2 separate regions of the Homo sapiens genome follow, and region 2 is linked to region 1. The links are chromatin contacts, found by Hi-C or POLR2A ChIA-PET in ENCODE. All regions are on one chromosome and are shown on one strand. Each heading gives the region's core, a stretch centred on a gene start or an enhancer-like site at or near the end of the contact. The rest is flanking DNA. Distances are from core to core; before and after follow the strand shown.

Region 1 (2,700 bases), core at 12-2,511:
ATTTGGCAATTTTAGATACCCCACATAAGTGGAATCATGCAGTTTCGTCTTTCTCTGAGTGGTTTATTTCATTTAGTATAATGTCCTCAAGATTCATCCATGTTGTCACATATTTTAGAGTTTCTTTTTTAAGGCTAAGTAATATTCTGGGATGTGTGTGTATGTGTGTGTGTGTTCCACATTTTCTTTATCCATTGATCTGTTGTTGGATATTTAGTTCATTTCTACATCTTGGCTATTGTGTATAGTGCTGCAATGAACATGGGAGTACTAATATCTCTTCAAGATCCTCATTTCAATTCTTTTGGATAAATACCCTGTGGGACTGCTGGATCATATGGTAATTCTATTTTTAATTTTTTGAGGAACCTCCATACTGTTTTCCATAGCAGCTGCACCATTTGGCATTCCCACCAACAGCATGCAGGGTTCCAACTTTCCCACATCCTTGCCTGAATCTCTTTTTGGATTCCGGAGTGACAGTGTCTCAGGATCTTGGCGGGGAAGGACCATCACCTCCTCATAATCCGTGCCACTCTGGAGGGCTGAGCACACAGTTCTCCTTGTTTCCCTGTTTGCCAGCTTGCCTTGTGGATAAATGCAGAGAAGGATTCAGGATTGGAGGGAAGGGTGAATTCACGGCCCTACAGAGCATGTCTAAAAGCATTTGTCAAAAAAAGAGTTAATGACTGCTTCTCTGCGGGAAGCCCTAAAGAAATGAGTGTCCTGAAGTGTAGAACATTCGCTTTTACGGTAGGTGGTGTTATTGTTACATGTTCATACAGACAGTGCTAATTAACAATCCTAAAGGCCACATCATTAAATTATTTCTCCGCTAAAAACCCTATGATGTTTAATGCGTCCCAGCAATTCAATTATATCTAAAACACTGGCCTGAACGGCAGGCACTATTCTGTGGCTGACAAAGTGCAAGTTGCTCTTAAGAACAGGTGAAGCTTAACAAGGAAAGAACAACATCTGACAAACTACCTCCCTGCTCTTCTCCCTAACATACACCCTAAGAATAAAAACAACAGTGATATTCCAAGAAAATTAACGTGGGTCTTACCTTTGCTAGGCTGGCGATGAAATATAGGCTTTACCAAATTTTCTGTGAAGAATCTGACAAGATTTTCTTAAAAGATTTCACCCAAAATAATCAAATCAGTGCCCTCAGATCTATTTAAGGTCCATCGGGTTTCACTGTTTTTTCTCTGGATCCTACCACCCATCCTTTGTCATTTCTAACCACTGCAAATTGCATTTTGGGTTTGAACTTGGGGTGACTTCATGGCTTTGGTCTGGGTTTTTCCTGGATGTGTATCACAGTCAGCAGAGAGCACTTTGAAGAGCACACAAAGCCTCTTTGTCTCCCACTCAGTGAAATATCTCAAGTACAGAGCACAGTGAAAAAGGGCTTCTTTCCAGCTTAAACACACACACACACACACACACACACACACACACACACACACACACACAAAAGAAGCTCTTGCCCTTCCCTGCCGCCCCCAGCTGCTGTGGTGAGACAGTCTCTGCACAGGCACAGGGCCCAGTGCAACTGGCCAAGTGGCCTCAGTCCTCTGGACAAGGCTTGGCAGGCAGCACCATGACAGAACCTCCTGCTTGGAAGGTGTTGGTGCCGAGACTGCATCTGGGAGCAGCACATATGTGATTCCACTAGTTTTTACACAAAGAGGCAGACTATGCCAGTGGCCAGCTGGCCAGCTGGGCACTCATCTGCAACCTTAGAAGCAGGAGTCAGGGAGCAACCCACTGATCCTCTTGTCATGGTCTTCCCAAGTGCCCAGTTTCCACATAAACCATTTCCTCATCACTCTCCTCCCTAACACTATCCCAACAGTACCCTCAAGGAGGCCCCACTCAGCTCTATGAGGACAGGGGGCTATGTATCTCCTTAGCTCCATACCACCAAGCACACTGCCTTACATGGAACACACTCTCAGTAAAGGTTTCTTGGATGGAAAGATGAATGAACAGATAGACAGATGGATGATGGGTGGGTGGATAAGTGTGTGCATGGATGGGTGTGTGCAGGGATGGGTGGGTGGATGGATGGGTGGGTGGATAGAAGAATCTTATAAACCATTGTTCGGATCCTGGCTCAAACATTTTCTTTTTGTGAGATCTTGGGAAAATTACCAAAACTAAGATACTACAAAACTAAGCCTTTTGGTTTTTTATCTGTACAAAGAATGATAGCAGTTACGGTGGAGATTGAGAAAATTCAGTAAGCACCTGATAGTAGGTGCTCTGTACACATTCATGGTTTTTACCCAGGAACTGTTTATAGATTATCAAGTCCCTTGCTTCTGTAGGAGGTCTTTCCTATCACTGTCGAATTCATTGCTCACTTGCATCTCTCCCAAAGGGATGGCAGAGGAAAGGTAGTAAAGGGTGCTTAGAGTGGAGTGAGGACTACAAGAGGGAGCACCAGTATTGACTGGGGATGCAGGGTTTCTAATTTTTCTAGCCCAGAAAAATTCAGACAGGCATGGTTTGGAGGAGACCTGGGTTCCAGTCAAGGCCCTGTCCCCAACTAGCTGGATAAACATGGCATGATCACCTCTCCCTTGTGGTCCTAGATTTCTTCTATGAGATAAACTCATATGATTGCATGAATGCTGAAGTCTCTTCAACTCCCAACTCTGTGATTCTATCCTTCGAGATCCACTTAAC
Region 2 (2,708 bases), core at 112-2,611, 67 kb before region 1:
TCCTATGACCCATTCTCAAACCGAAACTGTGGCCAGAGGGTAGGAGACAATGCTTGAATTAACACAGTCATGTGTCCACACCTGGAGTGGAACCTGGAACCCATAAGCTCTAAAAGGCAATTAGAGGTTGTTGGGATTGGAAACAGGTGAGAATAAAGGCTGGCAATGCAACCACAAATATGAGGAAAGAATAGTAATGTCACTGTAATGAAAAGTCTCAGATTTGATCTTGGAAAGATATTGGATACTTCCAAGGATTGGTCATAGTCTTCAGAGATATTTATGAAGTACTCTTATATAAAGAGAAAAAAGTGGTGTGTCTCTAGCTACCATAGATATGCATGGCCAATGTCCACCAGGATATCTGTATGAATTTCTTCTTATTTAATACCACTTTGGGAGTATATATCCCCACTACCTTCGAGGCTGGGTCATTGCCCTACTTAAGAATTTACTTACTAGTGGCTTTTTAAAATGAGAGGGTAGTGGTATAAAAATAATCCAATAGAATGTTATCTGGAAGCCAAAAAATAAGTAAATAAATAAAACCATAGTTTTGCTATTTGGAGTCGAGATTTAAGGTAGAGGAAAGTTAAATGGCTCTAAGAGGCAAAGAGCTGTTTTCTAATGAAGGTGTTGGCTCCCATCCTAGTTTGCCTTTTTTTTTTTAGGACTCCCTGCTAGCCCTCAAAAACCTGCCTTGAGGGCAAACTCTTCACAGTTCAAAGTTTTGCCCTCGGAAGTAAGGCTGCATTTTAATAGCAGCCAAAAATGGGTGCAATTCCTGGGTAAGTGAATTTCATCCAGCAGTAAGCAGGTAGAGACGGATTGGGGAGAGTTTTGGATCTTTCCCAAAGCCTCTTGAAAACGTAACATGTCAGTGGCTGCTTTCAACGTTTATAATTGGAAGACTGCGAATCATAGTCAACTGAAATGTATTAAGCAAGGTGCATTCGCTTAAATTATTTTATCTAACCCTCGCATCAAGCCCATGAGGTATATACTTTACCCCATTTCACAGATAAGTAAACAGAGGCTGAAGGAATCTCAATGACTTGTTCCCCAGCACACTGACAGCACACTGTTGCATGACCTTGAGTCAGTCCCTTCTTTCTCAGAACCAGGTCTCTGTCAAAGGAGGCCCTCGGCCCTGGGAATGCCTTCCCAGCTGCCTCTAGCCCTCCCAGGCCTCAGAATGCTTGTTTTGGGCCCTCCTCTTCCAGGCTGTGAGGTCCAGATCCTGGGCAGATGTCTCTCACCATATGCTGAGGGTGATTTAACAAGGCCAAATGGGCAGCCCCGTGGTTAGAGGCGCTCTCGTTACATATACGCCGGTTGCTGCGGCCTGGCCAGCTGTCCCAGCCCTCGCCCGCTCCTTCTTGGAGACAGCAGCCTGCAATTGCAGATGCCAAGCAGCGGAAGATATTTTTAAAGCTACAGCATCTGTCTCCTTGGCAGCCTCCACCCACTGGTGGGCCGGGTGTTTTGGAGTTGCCTTTGGGCACTTCACATGGTTTGGCATCTGATCCATTGTCTAGGCTGCCTTTTAGAGCTCAGCTTTTTTTGTGGGGTGGAGGGGGGGGTCCCCTAAAACCAACTTTTGATGATGACCTGGGTCTCCCCTCTCAGTGACATCAGTGTGTCTCTGGATCTTTTGTAATATTTTTTTTTAACTTTCCTTTAAAAAAAAAAAAGAAAAAACAAGTGATGAAAGAATGAAAGAAAGAGCATTTCCCCTCTGCCAGAGTGGGTTTGAATAGAAAACTGCCCAGTAGCTGTGCAGCTGCCCAAATCTCGCCCACCATGTCCACATTCTGACTAGTGCAGAACACGGCTTTCTTGGCATCCAAACTTCCCTCAGGCTTGACTATTCCTCAAATGTCTCCCTGGGGAGGTGAGGGATTTCTTTTTTCATTTTTCCCCGCTGCTTTTGCAAAAGACTGTGAAGCTTCCTGTCTACATGCAAATAGCCATTCAAAAAAACAGACACTGACACTTAATTCCCCCTGGCAAGCTGTATTAAGTTTTTTCCTTCTCTTAGAAAGGTGCATTTTAGGGAAGACCAGCTCCCAGCCTGCAAACTCAGGCCTGGGGACTTGGCCCTGTTTCAGAACACCAGTTTGAAGATGACTTCTAGTGAGGATTTCAGGCCTAGTGACAAGAAAATTATCTCAGTTGGGGCAACAGGCTCCTGTGTCATGGGGCTGGGCAAGGCACCAGCCTGCCTCTCACTCATGACTTGGCAAGAGTGCCGAATGTGGTCTTTTCTCCAGCCAACAGGCACAGGCAGTGGCTACCAGAGGATGCCAGTGGGCAGGAGTAATCACCAGGGCCCAGCCAGGCTGGCTAGAGGGTGGTGTTTTTAAGTAACCAGCATCACTGGGCACTCCTTGTCCCATTAAGCCACACTGATATAAGACCCAAAGAATCACTAACCCTCACCCCCACCCACAGAGCAGGAGTCTGGAGCTGACATAGGTAACTGGGGTGCATTTCTTCCACTTAAGGTCAATGAAAGATAGCAGTATTCCCGCCATATGATAAGGGAAATTTCTAACACTTCCTCTATACTGTTCTAAGTGCATTATACGTATTTCCCCAGCTAATTCTCACCACAACCCCATGAAGTTGCTATAATCATATTCTCTTTACTGATGAGGAAACCGGAGCACTGAGAGAGGCAGTAACTTACCCAAGGTCACCTAGCT

The links. Hi-C counts contacts between places; a loop is a spot of excess contacts on that map. ChIA-PET counts read pairs that join two places held with the same protein, here RNA polymerase II (POLR2A). Pooled maps may share reads with other maps.
Region 2: a pooled map shows a loop between it and region 1 (2.1-fold over the local background). The contact joins the enhancer-like site here to the promoter of NFIA-AS2 in region 1. A Hi-C loop is called at or near these places in 1 of 168 maps with a recorded cell type or tissue (endothelial cell of umbilical vein) and 3 of 50 pooled maps. POLR2A ChIA-PET finds 5 or more read pairs at or near these places in 1 of 52 experiments (CD4-positive, alpha-beta T cell).

The regions. Positions count from the first base shown.
Region 1 is chr1:60,969,479-60,972,178 of GRCh38, forward strand. It overlaps NFIA-AS2 (NFIA antisense RNA 2), which reads right to left and starts at 1,262. Exons shown (of 7, transcript NR_110617.2): 1 at 1,070-1,262.
Region 2 is chr1:60,902,415-60,905,122 of GRCh38, forward strand. All of the region lies in intron 2 of LOC105378764 (a long non-coding RNA gene), which reads right to left. Among named protein-coding and RNA genes, the nearest start is that of NFIA-AS2, 67 kb to the right of the region's middle. RefSeq lists an enhancer at 821-1,354. Within about 2 kb of position 1,362, at least 11 of the 41 ENCODE cell types and tissues checked have a DNase peak (open chromatin) inside an H3K27ac peak, as active enhancers do.